Regions from separate parts of the Homo sapiens genome. Here region 1 is linked to region 2. The links are chromatin loops, found by intact Hi-C in ENCODE. Cell type or tissue: PC-3. All regions are shown on one strand. Each heading gives the region's core, and the rest is flanking DNA. Links, peaks and the distances in the headings are about the cores only.

What was found. Peaks named below come from ENCODE experiments on the same cell type or tissue, not always from the same donor. Only the 100,000 strongest peaks of a DNase experiment are listed, where the experiment ranks them.
Region 1: a loop joins it to region 2, with 8 times the contacts of the local background. A loop is called at or near these places in 7 of 110 quality-filtered maps.

The regions. Positions count from the first base shown.
Region 1 is chr7:121,447,523-121,455,756 of GRCh38, forward strand. LOC124901737 (a long non-coding RNA gene) reads right to left here. Exons shown (of 2, transcript XR_007060496.1): 2 at 3,426-3,671. Among named protein-coding and RNA genes, the nearest start is that of FAM3C, 55 kb to the left of the region's middle. In PC-3, for the core only: no CTCF peak of the experiment used is centred there; no DNase peak of the experiment used is centred there.
Region 2 is chr7:121,541,511-121,549,744 of GRCh38, forward strand. No RefSeq gene overlaps it. Among named protein-coding and RNA genes, the nearest start is that of FAM3C, 150 kb to the left of the region's middle. RefSeq lists an enhancer at 2,793-3,992. In PC-3, for the core only: a CTCF peak has its summit at 6,185 (motif pointing left); DNase peaks (open chromatin) are centred at 3,461 and 6,181; H3K27ac peaks cover 2,845 bases.

The DNA.
Region 1 (8,234 bases), core at 1,347-6,346, 94 kb before region 2:
CACAAAATATTGTAGATTATAGCTCAAGAATAGAGTGAAATTGTGTATTTTAGTAATAATACCTTCACCAGGCCAATTCTTCCACCCTCAAATCTGGGTAAGTCTCTTCAATATTAATCCTGCTAGTGAGACGGGATTTTAAAGAGACATCTGGAAACATCAGTGTTCCAATTTGGCACCAGAGGGTTGACTCCTCCCAAACATTTCCTCTTGTTCCTGTAACCACTGCCCCACCCACCCCATCTCCATCTCCTTCCCTGCTCTGCCCTCCTCTTTCAAAATAACTTAGTAGAAAGGTTACTTTCTCCAAAAAATTGATTTTTTTTTTGAAGCAAGATTTGAGTCTTCCTTATTGTATTTTAGGAAATAATATAATACTGTGTGTGCCTATTGGTTGCTTAGTAAATATTTGTTAAACAAACAAAACGCCTAAGAGAAGAGACCTGAAATCAATCCAAAAGTAGAAAAAAAGAAAGACAAAACAACCAAATTAAAGCACTTCTCACCCTCACTGGACCAGGGGAAAATTTCGGTTTCAAACATCTACAGACTGGGTGTCTGACTGGACCCAGCAGGATTTGGTCTCCAGACTCACTAAAGCATTGTTACTCTAAGGATTTCCGAGTGCATAATGGGTTTCCCGAGCTGCTTGAGTAAGTGCATCCTAGTTCCTGCAATTATGTTCATGACAACAGCTAGCAGACATTATGTCCTGCTTTGATTCTTTCTTTCTCCTTCATTCTATTTTAATTCTTCTTGATATATTGGCTTGTTCTTAACATAAAAGTCATTTAAACATGATGGATTGACCATGAACATTTATTGCCTTCCTGAAACCACTCTAAAATGATGGTAAACAACAACAACAAAAATACTCGAAGGGCCGGCACAGTGGCTCACACCTGTAATCCCAGCACTTTGGGAGGGCGAGGCTGGTGGATCTCTTAAGGCCAGGAGTTCGAGATTAGCCTGGCCAACATGGCGAAACCCCGCCTCTGCTAAAAATACAAAAATTAGCTGGCCGTGGTGGTGCACGCATGTAATCCCACTACTAGGGAGGCAGAGGCAGGAGAATGGCTTGAATTTGGGAGGCAGAGATTACGGTGAGCCAAGATTGCGCCACAGCACTCCAGCCTGGGAGACAGAGCGAGACTCGTCTCAAAACAACAACAACACAAAAACAAACCAAAAAATCCTCGAAGGACAAACAGGAAAGAGGACATCAGTGGTTGAGAAGTTTGAGTAAATGTTTAGCAGAGGGAAAACATGGAGCAGTGATAACTGAATTAGGGACAGAGGAAGCTGTTTAGGAGGAGAAGATTGCTTATTTGTCCCAAAGAACTGTGGTAGGGCCAAGGACCATTGAAGGAGAGACAGTGTGGTGCTGTAAAGAAGGTGATGAATTGAGAAAACCTGTGTACCAAAGAGTGGCCTTCTTTTCCTTCTTTCCTTCTCTCCTCTTCTCTAGCTCTGTGGCTTAGCAGGTTGCTCACCATCTCTAGCTACTTGCTTCCTGGCAGGAGAGCCAATGCTTTTGCTCTGGATAAATTTAATAAAGTTCCTACAGGATCACTTTGTTGTTGTACTCTGCATGTAATGGCAACCCAACCCAGACCACTAGAACCAGGCTTAAATCTCATATTTCCAAATATGCCACAGAGAGTGATTATCTGCTCCCAACAGTTTGAACAACAACAACAAAAAAGTCCTGGAGTCAAGCCGTATTGGATTGATTTGGGTTACTTGTTACTTCTGAACCAATCACTGTGGCCAGGGAGAATGGATGCTCTGATTAACCAGACCAGGACTGTATAGGATAGGAGAAGGATGGTACCACAAGAAAAATAATCAGATATGTTATAAGGAAAGGAGAAGTGGGTTCTGGGGAAAGAATGACCTTATCTTCTAATATAATTACTCTGAGAATGCAGTAGCTTTGTTGAATAGGGCTCTCATAGTAGCCACATGCCTGACTGTAGGTGGCATGATAGGAGCCAGAAGCAATCCCTAGGCCTACCAGCTGGGACCAGATATGCACATGTTACAAAACATGAGAATGTGTACATAATGAATTATATCTGACTGCTTTCCTCAGAAGGAGTCGTTACTGGAAAATGTTTACGTGGAAACTTTTCTGCTTTCAAATACATCCAGAGAAGATTTCTTAAACTTCTTTGATAGCCTGTTTCAGCGCAGCCATCATTATCAGGAAATTTACTTTTATGCTGTTAATTTAATTTAATTTAATTCTTTTGTCTGCAGCTTTTCAAAGTAGCTGGACATAATCCTCTATATAATATGTATGCTTATGCTTGAAGATAATCTTACAATTTTCTTCCGGGATGGATGACTTCTGTTTTTTTAGCCACAAAATTTTATTTCTCAAACCTTTCATCATCTTTGAGTGTCTCCTCTGAACTGCCTCCAAATTTTCTGCATTTATCTCAAGCTCTAGAGTCCAGCAATGAATATAATAATCTAGGGAGAGCCCCACAACAAAGTGAAGGCAATTGCTTAGGAAAATGGAAAGAATATTTTTGCACAGGACTTCATAGTTTTAAAAGGACTTTCCCAGGCATCACTTTGTCATTTGAGGTAAGTATTGCTTCCTCCTCCTCCTAAACTCTGATGGTTGATGTGGGTCTATCCTGAGTCAGATCCAGTTTGGGGTCAGCTGGAAGTCCAAGGTAGTTCTGAGGTTACAGCACAAGTTCATATTTCTTTATGCTTCCCTGGGACCAGTAACAATTTAAAAAATGGAGTAAACCACAGGGGCTTTCCATGGTTTGGACCAGTGCTGCCCAGTAGAACTTTCTGTGATGACAGAATGTTCTATATCTGCACTAATATGGTAGCTATCAGCCACATGTGACTACTGAGTATTGGAAACAGCTCATGCAACTGAGAAACAGGATTTGTACTTTTATTTAACTTTACATATGGCTAGTGGCATAATCTTTGGACCATCCTTAAGTCTGGGTCTAAGCTTGAATTGGTTTCTGTGATTGAAGCATAAAGCACTTTGGTAGATCATCATATTTTAGTAATAATTTGATGGGTGGGAAGCATCTTAGTGGAATCCCAGTCTCTTCTCATCATATTTCTTATTATACATTTCAGTATTATTTGATTAAAAGCATTTTCCTCAGACATGCTGGCACTATATGACTAACTTATGTGTTCTTTTCCTCAGAAATAGATTAATTGTTACTTAGCTCTTTGCCTAGGACAGTGAATACCTTCTCAAGTGAATTTGTATGGGGACAGCAAGAAAACCTTGGGTTACCCTAGATGGTGACTAAGCAGGTTTTGGCAGAGAAGAAAAGTCTTAAGAGAGGCTGAGTTTTAAATACCCATCTAAGACCAAGGCCAATACTGCTAAGCCATAAGACAGTTTAGCATTTCATCTATGCATGACACACTTATTGGCATTAAAAGGCTATATTAAAGGATATACATAATATGAAACTTAACGAGCTCAGTTCAACTTCTGCCACATATTTGGTCTGCACTTTTTGCTGAGTTTAGTTTTTGAAGCATCTTGGAAGCCAGAGTAGTTATTAGATCAGTGAGGATGTGAGCGAGGAATCAGTCTTCTATTCTTACAGATGTACACTCTGCAGATTTATAGATATCTTTGTCCTTAGGAACATTTACCCACTTATGGGCCTCTGAAAATAAAAAATAAACATAGTTATGTGCTTTATAATGACATTTTCATCAGTGACAGACTACATATACAATGGTGGTTCCATAGGATTATAGAACCATATTTTTACTTACCTTTTCTAATGTTTAGATCTGTTTGGATATGCAAACAGCATTGTATTACAACTGCCTACCATATTGAGTACAGCAACATGCTATACAGGTTTGTAGCCTGGGAGCAATAGCCTGTACCATATAGGGTAGATGTGTAGTAGGCTATACCATCTAGGTTTGTGTAAGTACACTCTATGATGTTTGTACAACCACAAAAGTCACCTAACAACACATTTCTCGGAATGTATTCCCATCGTTAAGTGCTGTATGACTAAATAGTTTTATTTCCTCTTAAAAGTAAGGTAGCTTCATGGTTCATTTATAAATACTTGTCTGCTGACTTTATTGTTGCTTTCTTCCTCTGAGCTCTGCTTTCTTGCACTTCTGCTTTTGTCTTTGTAGTAATCTTAAATTTTCATCATTCCTCCCTCTTTTCAGTTGTAGCTAGAGACCTTGCTTCTAACTGTACTGAGAAAATAGGAGCTCTTAGAAAAGTACTTCTTGTCCCTCTAACATCAAATAGCATAGACTAAACTAACTGCATTCACACCCGGGCTGTCCCTTCCTTTACAGTAGATGAACTGTCCATGCTGTAATATAAGGCCAAGCCCTATGTAGGCACCAGAACTCATTACTACTTGGCTGTGGAAGGGTTTTGCTTCTGAAAATATTATCTCTTTCTCGTGACTCATCCATTGTCCTTCCTCGGTTGAATTTTCCTCATTTTCTATTATATACTTGCTTTAATGTCACTCATTCAAATAACAGCAATTACAGCAAACCTTCTTAATTCCAACATCTCAGCCACTGTTTCATTTCTCCCCTTTATTTTACAGCAAAATTCCAAAAAGGAGTTCTCTATACTCAATAACCCTACCTTCCCACCTCTTATTCTTTCCTATGCATATCTGTATATGATTTATTTGCATGAAAGCATATTATGAAAATTGATGAAATATACATAAAGTCTTTAGGTATATATTTTTATTTGGAAATAATTTCAAACTTATGGAAGAGTTGCAATAGTATTAAAAGCTCACATGTCTTCAATCATTGACATTTTATCATATTTACTGTCTCTCCATGATGCTATTATATTTCATTTATTTTAAACTTTTATAGGTACATAGTATGTGTATATATTTATGGGGTACATGAGGTATTTTGATTCAGGCATACAGTCCTTAATAATCACATCAGGGTAAATGGAGCATCCATCATCTCTTAAGAATTTATCATATTTTTGCATTACAAACATTCCAATTATACTCTTACAGTTATTTTAAAATGCACAGGAAATTATTGTTGACTGTAGTCACCCTGTAATGTTATCACATACTAGATCTTATTCATTCTATCTAACTATATTTTTGTACCCACAAATCATCTTCACTCCCTCACCTGCTGTTACCCTTCCTAGCCTCTGGTAACCACCATGCTACTATCTCCATGAGTTCAAATGTTTTAAATTTTAGCTCCCCAAAATGAGTGAGAACATAAGTTTGTCATTCTGTGTCCGGCTTATTTCACTCAACATAATATTCCTGTTTCGTCCATGTTAGTGCAAATTAAAGGATCTCATTCTTTTTTGTGGCTGAATAGTACTCCATTATGTATATGTACCATATCTTTATTTGTCTGTCGATGGACACTTAGGTTACTTACAAATCTTGGCTATTGTGAATAGTACCGCAATAAACATGGAAGTGCAGATATCTCTTTTATACACTGATTTCCTTTCTTTTGAGTATATACCTAGCAGTGGGATTGTTGGGTCATATGGAAGTTCTGTTTTTAGATTTTTTGAAGAACCTCCATACTGTTCTTTATAGTGATTGTACTAATGTCCATCCCCACCAACAGTGTATGAGAGTTCCCTTTTCTCCACAACCTTGCCAACATTTGTTATTGCCTGTCTTTTGTATAAAAGCCATTTTAAGTGGGATGAGATGATTATCTCGTTGTAGTTTTGAATTGCATCTCTCTGATGATCAATGATGTTGAGCATCTTTTCTTACACCTGATTGCCTTTTGTATGTCTTCTTTGAGGAAAGTCTTTCCAGAACTTTTGCTAATTTAAAAAATCAGATTGTTTGATTTTTGATCAAATTGTTAGATGTTTTCCTATTGGGTGTCTGAGTTACTTATACATTCTGTTTATTAATCCCTTGTCAGATGAAGAGTTTGAAAATATTTTCTCCCATGCTGTAGGTCATCTCTTCACTTTGTTGATTGTTTCCTTTGCTGTGCAGAGGCTTTTAAACTTGTTATAATTACATCTGTCCATTTTTGCTTTATTTGTCTGTGCTTGTAGAGTAGTGACCAAGAAATCATTGCCCAGACCAATGTCCTGGAGAGTTTCTTCAATATTTTCTTTTAGTAGTTTTCATAGTTTTGAGTTCTTAAATTTAAGTGTTTAATCCATTTTAGATTTGATTTTTTGTATATGGTGCGAGATAGAGGTCTAGTTTCATTCTTCTGCATACAGATATCCAGTTTTCCCAGGACCATTTATTGAAGGCACCTTTGTCAAAAATGAGCTAACTGTAGATATATGGTCTTATTTCTGGGTGGTCTATTCTGTTCCATTGGTTTCTGCGTCTATTTTTATGCCAGCACAATGCTGTTTTGGTTACTATCACTCATTGGTATCAGTCGAAGTCAGGTAAAATAATTTTTCCAGTTTTGTTCTTTTTGCTCAGGATGGCTTTGGCTATTCTGGGTCATTCATGGTTCCATATAAATTACAGGATTATTTTTTCAATCTCTGTGAAGAATGTCATTGGGTCTATTTCTCTCTTTAGCTCTAGGAATATTTGCTTTATATATGTGAATGCTCCAGTGTTGGATGCATATATATTTACAATTGTTGTATTCCCTTGTTAAATCTACCCCTTTATCAATATGAAATAACCTTCTTTGTTTCTATGTTTTTTTTCAGTTTCAATTTGCATGGACTATCTTTTTTCATCACTTTATTTTCAGCCTATGTGTGTCTTTATATGTGAAGCATGTTTCTTATAGGGAGAAGATAGTTGGGACTTGCTATTTTATCCATTCAGCTTGATTTTTTTATCCACTTTATGTCTTTTGATTGGAAAGTTTAGTCCATTTACATTCAATGTTATTGGTGATGAGAATTTACTCTTGCCATTTTAAAATTGGTTTTCTGACTTCTCTTCTTTCTTTCCTTCCTGTTTTCCTTTTTGTGAAGGTGATTTTCTCCAGTGGTATGTTTTAATTTCTTGCCTTTTTTTGAGTCTGTTGTAAGTTTTTTGATTTCAGGTTACCACGAGGCTTGCAAATAACATGTTGTAACCCATTATTTAAAACTGATGACAACTTAACACTGATTACAAACAAAACCCAAAACAACTGAACAACTAACACACAGGCAAAGAGAAAACTAATATAAACTCTACAGTTGAACTTCGTTCCCCCAACCAACTTTTAAACTTTTTATTATTTCTATTTATATCTTATTATACTGTCTACATCTTTAGAAGTTGTTGTAGCTATTATTTTTTATTGGTTCATTTTTAGTCTTCCTACTCAAGATATGAGTTTACACACCACAGTTACAGTATTATAATATTCTGTACTTTTCTGTGTACTTGCTGTTTTGTGCCTTTAGATGATTTCTTATTTCTCCTTGCTATCTTTTTCTTTCAGATTGAAAAACCCCTTTAGCATTTCTTATAGGGCAGTCTAGTGTTGATGAAATCCTTCAGCTTTTGTTTTTCTGGGAAAGTCTCTATTTCTCCTTGATGTTTGAAGAATATTTTCACTGGATATACTATTCTAGTATAAGAATTTTTATTTTTTCCTTCAGCACTTTAAGTGTATCATGCCACTCTCTGCTGGCTTACAAGGTTTCTACTGAGAAGTCTGCTGCCAGACATATCAGATCTCCTTTGTATATTATTTATTTATTTTTTTTCTCCTACTGCTTTTAGGATTCTTTCTTTATCCTTGACCTTTGGAAGTTTGTTAAATGTCTTGAGATAGTCTTATTTGAGTTACATCTGCTTGGTGTTCTATAACATTCTTGTAGTTGAATATTGATATCTCTACGTTTGGAAAGTTCTCTGTTATTATCCCTCTGAATACACTTTCTATCCCAATCTTGCTCTTTACCTCCTCCTTAAGGATTTGTCCTTAGATTTGTCCTTTTGAGGCTATTTTCTAGATCTTTATAGGTGTGCTTCATTCTTTTTTATTCTTTTTTCTTTTATCTTCTCTGACTGTGTATTTTCAAAGAGCCTGTCTTCAAGCTCACTCATTCTTTCTTCTGCTTAATTATTCTGCTGTTCAGAGATGTGACACATTCTTCAGTATGCCAACTGAATTTTTCAACTCTTGAATTTCTCGTGATTTTTTTAAAATTATTTCAATCTTTCTGTTAAATATATTCAATAGGATTTTTAATTCCTTCTCTGTGTTTTCTTGAATTAATCGAGTGCCATCGAAAG
Region 2 (8,234 bases), core at 1,318-6,317:
CCTTGTTAACTGTATTATTCCTGTAACAAATCCTCTTCAGATCTTTGTTTTGAAAATCATTAATAATAAGCTAACCACACCCATTTTAAATCTCTGTCATCTACAGAAAGGGTTTGTTTTGTCATGATGCTTCCCTGAAACCACTTGCAATAAGCTACAGGCCAGTGTGTTATTATCAACAAAGAAAGACTGTCTTAGAGCCTTGGGAAAGGACTATACCAGGCACTGTACCTTGGTGTACAGCTTCTGATGGTATTGCATGAACAACTTTGAGGCCATCCCGGTGGACTGAGTCAGTATATCTGGACTTCAGTCCACAAATGAGTCCATGATATGGCTACCCCAGGATTGTGTGGAACAAGAATTCATTGCATAGGGCTAAATCAACTAATGGGTAACACTTGTTGGTTTTGTTTGGAATATTGTTGATGTTTTAATATTCTGTGTTCTGGATGTAAAGAACCCTTTCTCTCTTTTCTGTTAAGCTGTCTATAACTTATAACAATTTAGTAGACTCTGTTTTATAAACAGAAATAAAACTCTTATCTTTTTTCCCTGCTTGTTCCCTCTAGAAATCAGAAACTCTTATTAAATATTCTTATTTTCACAGCAACAGAGTTATATGCATAGGTTCACTAAGAAGAGATTATATTGTATCCCTTGTCATTAACAAGGAAACAACAATGTTTCCAATTATGTCCTGTTATTAATAAGGATAGTCCTTATTATTCACCAACCAAGACCATGCCTGCCATTTCATATTTGATAATGATGCGTATTTAATCAGATATGACCAGGCACTAAAGAAACTTGGATTGACTTGATGGAGCCGATGCTTTTGAAGCCCTCTTAGGAAAACTTGCCCATTACCTGTCTTACAGGGTTTAAAGGGCTTACAGGGCCTACACTGTTCCTTCTTAGCCTTAGAGCTGAGGAAGGAAGGCTACTTCCTGGTAATCCTAAGAATTTCAGAATATTTGAGGGACCTCAAGAAGAAAGGAATTAATCTAAATATATAGGTGAAATCTGATGATGAATTATTGGCTTGGCATACTAGCCTCAAGGGGCATTTAAAAGTTAAAATTGCCCGGGCATAGTGGCTCACGCCTGTAATCCTAGCACTTTGGGAGGTTGAGGTGGCCGGATCACTTGAGGTCAGGAGTTCGACACCAGCTAGACCAACATGGTGAAACCCTGTTTCTCCTGAAAATACAGAAATTAGCTAGGTGTGGTGGCACGTGCCTGTAGTTCCTGCTACTCTGGAGGTTGAGGCATGAGAATTGCTTGAACCCAGGAGGCAGAGGTTGCAGTGAGCTGAGATCATGTGACTGCACACCGGCCTGGGCAACAGAGCAAGACTCTGTCCCAAAAAACAAACAAACAAACAAAACCTAAATAACTACATAAATAAAAGTTGAAATTGAATCAAGAGTTCCTAATGATAACTTCCAGGAAAGCAAACTTAAAAAGATATATATGGTAAATTACCATTCTTACTGTACCTCTGTACATAATCAGGCTAAATCCAGTAAGAATGAAACCACATTATTTTATGATCAAGAATAATCACTTTTTTTCTCTTCTTTCCTTTTCCTCTTTTTTTTTTTTTTTTCTTTGAGATGGAGTCTCACTGTCACTCAGGCTGGAGTGCAGTGGCACGATCTCGGCTCACTGAAAGCTCAGCCTCCTGGGTTCATGACATTCTTCTGCCTCAGCCTCCTGAGTAGCTGGGACTACAGGCGCCCGCCACCACGCCTGACTAATTTTTTTGTATTTTTTTAGTAGAGACGGGGTTTCACCATGTTAGCCAGGATGGTCTTGATCCCCTGACCTCGTGATCCTCCCGCCTTGGCCTCCCAAAGTGCTGGGATTACAGGTGTGAGCCACTGCACCTGGCCCTGTTTTTTTTAAAGACTATCTTTGTTCAGGAAAACTTTGTTTCAGTGGAAAACTATAGCAGATCTTTTTGAGTTATCAGATTTGAAACAATAATTCAATCGTCTTTGAACTATTTGTGCCTCTTTATAAATTGTAGGTAACTGATGGATGTGCTAACTCTGTTTGGTTGAGATTTAATTGGCTTCCTTCCCCACTGTGCAATAACTGGTTTTGTAACCTACTTGTGATTAGACTGGATTTTGTTACCTTGAACAAATTGTCAATTTTTACCATGTTTTCAATTCTTCTCATTTTTTTTTTCAATATCTGGCTATAACCTTTCAAACTAACATTTCCAACTTTTCTCCCTCCCTCTTAACTTGGTCTCACTGAGAACAAAAGTCTGACTATCTAGAGATCCTTATCGAGACTCAAAGTTGCCTTGTAGCTGTTCTTTCACCTCCAGATCTGAAGAAGGACTGGGGGCTAAAACCTGATGACTTGATATATACCCTGAGGGACTTATCACCACAGAAGACCATAATGGACTGAATTTCTCCCTGAGCAAGTTACTGTCTAGGCCACTAAGAAAGCTCACTGAAATGCTCAGGTCATGCATAACCTTACATGAGAAGTAACCAAGACTGGACAACATCACCAAGAACATTAACTTCTTAACTTCAAGAAACTCCATAAGCAGTGCTACATAATCAAAAGGTTTTCATCCACTGACTCTGGAATCCACTGGACCAAACTTTCTCAGGGTTGAACTCTTGGGTCTTTACTTTAATCCAGCTTTATATATATATATTTTTTTTATTTTTCATATAGATGCCTGATCTCTAGGACTCTAAAACAACTGAGCTTTGCCTCTACCTTTCAATAGATGTGTTTATGGGAGGCCATTATTTTGGACTAGTTTCCTGTGTTAGGCCCTAGCAGACAAGACCAAATTATAATGGAGTTACTTGGGCTAAGTGCCACATAATCAAACTGAACTTTCCAACAGGTCAGTTTTCCAAAAAAAACCCCCAGCAGATTCTAGTACCTGAGTCAGCATAATAAGGATGCCTCCTCTGTTTGAACCCTATAAGGAAAGTAACGTTGAAAGGATGAGTCTGTTTTTTATTCTCTCTTTTTGTTTCCTTTGGCTCTTTTCATTCTATAAATCTAACCTCCTCCATTCAGTTCATTTGAACACTCACTCTATTTTATAGAATGAGGTGTTCCCTGATTCTAGAATTGAAAATAAAAGTCAATTATAAATTTAAACTAAATACATTGTAATTTTATTTTTTGATGGGTGATTTAATTAATTTTGAAGACATCATGTCATTAAGAGTCCTCGCAAGCATAGTTCTTTTACCCTGGTTCACCTCACTCAGGAGATTTATGGCCACCTTTGACTTGTGCAACAGTGAATGAAATTTATCTGTCTTGATCAAAAGGGAAAGAGGACTAACAATGTTGAACTTTTCCAGAGCCTCATGCTTTCAGAAAATAGTTGTGGTTAAGAAATCTCACCAACTTTTTGTTTTCAGAAATGCCTCACCGTTTTGTGTTCTGAAAAACAGCTTAAGGAAATGAATCACCCTTCTCCATGTGACTCACATAGCACTCACTGTCCATTCTTTCTTGTGACCCCCATCAGGCTTGTAAATGGCTTTCTTGTTTACCTGTGACAAGGCCAAACACACACTTTTCACCTTTGTTTGAACCTGCTGACAAAGCCAGGTATAAATTCCCCCTTCCCTTTGCCTCTACCCAATGTCCCATTATTCCTTTTTTTTTTTTTTTTTTGGAGATGGAGTCTCACTCTGTCATTCAGGCTGGAGTGCAGTGGCATAATCTCAGCTCACTGCAACCTCTGCCTCCCAGGTCCAAGCAATTCTCCTGCCTCAGCCTCCCTAGTAGCTGAGATTACAGGTGCACCCCACCACACCCAGCTAATTTTTGTAGTTTTAGTAGAGATGGGGTTTCACCATGTTGGCCAGGCTGGTCTTGAACTTCTGGACTCAAGTGACCTGCCCACCTCAGCCTCCCAAAGTGCTGGGATTACAAATTACAAACGTCTATTCTTTATCTCATGAATGATTAGCTAAGGTTACAACTGTTTGTTTTTGAACTAGCAAGACACAGAAATAAACATTTTCTGCCCACTTAAATAACAGAGACCTCTTCTGATTGCAAAACAATACAGCTGGGAATCCCCACACCTGCAATTTGTCTACTCTTTCCTGTAAATGCCTTAAGGCAAATCCACTCTGCAGAGACACTGTAATTTTCTGATCTGTGGGACTCTCCCTATGGCACTAGCTGGAATAATATCACCTTCTCAATTGTCTCATGCATTTTGTCTTCAACAGTACTGAGAATAATTCCCTGGGCGGCATCAGTGATTGGGTGCTAGTGAGAGTTGCATTCCCTTTTCTTTCTACTTTCCAGACAAGTAAAAGAAACAAAGCAATAAAGAACCATCAAACAAGACTTTGACAGATAATAATATATTCTGTGGATAATTTCTACTTCAGAGATAGGCAATTACACATTTTTAAAAGCAATTTTTACTGCTCAGTTACAGCAAGTTTGCCTATTTACAAAATAAATGCTGTTTTATTATTTTTAAACATGTCTTACTTACTGCATGCCTCTCCATTTTTAAGAAAACCCCAGTTACTCTGACTGAGCAGGAGAGTTTAGGAAAGGAAGGAAATCATATTGGCTGATCTTCCAATAAGTGACAGACTTGGGCTAGACATTTACATTTATTTGATCCTTTCAGCAACCTGGTGAGGTAGGCATTATCTCCATTTTAGAGATAAGGAACTGAGGCTTGGTGGTGTTAATATCTCACTCAGCATCACACACCTAGTAACTGATAGAGTTTTATGCTTTCCTAACATCTTACATGCCTTCAGTGATGATAATTCTTCAGAAATTAGTAAACATTCTGTGAATTTTTAATATTCTGTGAATTTTAGAACTCATTAAGACAAACACACATCTATGCCTTGTACTCGTATAAAACCTATTGAATGTTACAAATTATGTCTTATCGTTCCAAAATTTCAGATTTTTTTTCCCAGAAATCAAACTCAATGCTGTTTGGAAAATTTTTGCATAAACCAGCATTCAGATTAAGCAAAATAGAGAGATAAATGAAGAGTTGAATCAAAACAAAGTTGAAAACCAAAATAAAATTTTAATTATTTGGTACATTTAATCAGGAAGGATCTTCTTACAAGGCAGTTCTGTGCAAAACATCAATGAGTGCTAATAAATAAGGACATATGTGTGTCCCAAAAGATTTGTCTTCAAGGTATTGTGAAAAAAGTTCCTGGAGCCACCTATGAGAGAGAGTGCATCTGGTCTAATTGCAAACTTCAAGCAATTGTTAAACTTCTTATTGCCTTCTTGAACACCTCTCTGGACTCACCTGTGTAGGTCTGTCTCTGTCCTCCTCCGGGCTGTCTGTGAGTTTCAGTTCTACCCTTCTACCCATACTAAGGGAGAGTCCACTCCAGCCTTGTGGACGTCTAGTTGCATATTCACTTTATCCATAACCTTGACATCTTCGTGAAATAATAAGTGGGTAGGGAAAAAAATTTCTCCTATACACTAGTGGAAATTGTATACTAAAAAATTTCAGCTATTTAACAGAGGGCCAGGAGTTTGGAAATTAGAAGCTGTTTCCCAACATCAGCAAAATAAAGGATTCCACTTTATTTATTTGAAGCCACAATTATCCAACCCACTTCAACGGTTGCTTCATATAATGAGTCTTAGAGTCAGAAAAACTATAATTTAATGACCCCTGATTATGTAGGCTGAAAACTTGGATTCAATGTGGTAATTAGATAAGGCATGTTTGTTTATCTGACATTAGATAAGGCATTTTACCTTCCATCAGCCACAATTTCTAATTTTCCTGCAGATGTTTACACATGTTTTGGGGAAAAAGCTTTTATGGTACTACAGATGCAGCCATTGCAGCTTGGCAGAATGCTACAGGAGCAGAATAATCATCAGAGATGTTCCTAAGCAAAGAAGGAAAACCAGTTCTGAAAAAATGGCAATGATTAAATAAGGTAAAAAGTACACTATTTCCAATGGAATTATGTGATTTTTAAAAAAACTTTGAGAGATGTGAATTTGTCTATGTATAAATAGGTAGACAAAATTGTTCACAAGTAATTTTAAATATTTTTTTCTTTCAGAAATGAAATATTCTTCAATTTAAGGAAATTCTGACGTTTCAGTACGCTAGTGTGTGATGTTCAGCTATTATAGATGCTCCTAGCGCCATCTGGTGAGATATACAAGCAATAGCATCAATATTTGACTCATGCTTTGTAAACCCAGGAGACACTTACTCTGCAGAAAATAGGCAGTAGAACAACCTCCACTTATTACACTATGAAGTTTGTCCTCAGATACTAAGAAAAATCACTGTGTAACCTTGATGTGCATGTAACATCATTTTAATAATGCAGATATGGATCTCACTGAACATTTTAATTGTACCTTTATCCTTGAAATGTTTATCAACCTCTGGTGCCATTTTCTCTTCAAATAAATTTTGCATACATTTCCAACTGAAGTTAATGGAAAGTTAGAATATACATTTGAGATTACAAGTTAACCTAAAATTCATGTTGTAACATGCAAATTAGAAGAAAAATCATTTTGCTTAATTCTTTAGGACTATTTGACATTTCAATTGGAGGTGCAGTAATTTCTTATCGAAAACAAAAGAATAGATGTTTTCTTTTGGAAAACAGACTTGATATGTGTACATGATATTTCTATTAGAGGAAAAGAATATTGAAGAAGAGGATGAAGTTGGCTTTGAATAAGTTGAAAAACATCAGGGTTAGAGGTGCTGAATGTAAAAACATTTAGTGTTTTGACTTCTAATATCACAGACACCTTTTCTCCAAGAGTTACTGGTATAAAATATGTAAATTTACCTCAGACAAAAATATACAGAAGTGTAAAATGCCTTCAATTCCTCCTTACATAAGCTCTATCTGTTGTAAACCAAGTTCAGCATATGTGTAATCAAGAGCTTCTGGAACAGCAGGGAATCACCTGAGCATTGGGAATCTTCAATTTGTTCCATCTCTCAGACAGGTTGCTGAGTGCAGTGCCATCTTATGCATGTAGGCATTTGTTGGTGGTTTGCTGTTTTAGCACAAATGACAGTATAGATACGATTTGCATAGCAAGCTTAAATAGTTAATGATCAAGAAATATGACAAGACTTTATCTGATAAACATTTACTCTTATTTTTCTGACAGAGTAATGTTGATAAACACCAAAAAGCTCTTTCCACAAATACCACAGTAGAATTCACAATCAGAACCAACTACAAAATTTGCAGTGGTGTGCTCAATGCACCATGAAAATGCAAGCCCCTTTGTTCAAAAATTTTAAGGAATTTCAAGATGGCAACAAAAGAATCTTAAATCAAATGCAGGGCCCTTCTGAGCACAGTGGCCCCATATGACTGCACAGGTGGCACAGCCATGAACTCATTGACGTAGGCCAATATTTTATTTTGCACTTGTGGAAAGGTAAACTGAGGCACATTAAAGCATTAAAAACTCTATTAAAGACTTTATTTGAGCATTTAGTGATCCATGGATCTGGGTACTTCCAGACTGCAAGTGGTTTGGGGACTCCAATAAAGGCAAAGGTACTTTTATAAGGTGAATGAGGGAGCAAGGCAAAGGAAACATTTGGGGAGAGGTAGCCTCGCTCAACTCATTCCCCTGGAAAGTCCTAGCTAGAGGTTAGTTGGTGATTTCTGGGTTAGTTAAAGTTTTATTTTACCGTTTATACTGAATTGGGTTTGAGTTTGCTTACACAGGAACCCAAGGTGCTAGAATCACCTCAGCCCAATGACCTCCTAATTAAATTTTTTTAAACACTCTTATGGCCGGGTGCAGTGGCTCATGCCTGTAATTCCAACACTTTGGGAGGTCGCCTGAGGTCAGGAGATTGAGACCAGCCTGACCAACATGGCAAAACCCCGTCTCTACTAAAAATACAAAAACTGGCTGGGCATGGTGTCAGGTGCCTGTAATCCCAGCTACTTGGGAGGTTGAGACAGGAGAATCACTTGAACCTGGGAGGTAGAGGTTGCAGTGAGCTGAGATGGTGCCACTGCACTCCAGCCTGGGTGACAGAGTGAGACTCCATCTCAAAAACAAACAAACAAACAAACAAACAAACAAACACACTCTTATTTAGTGTTTATTGAGCAAAGCCATTACATGTATGTATATTATCAGTTATAAATATTACCTCAATATATAAAGATTAAAACAGATCTCTGCTACAATTTCTGATT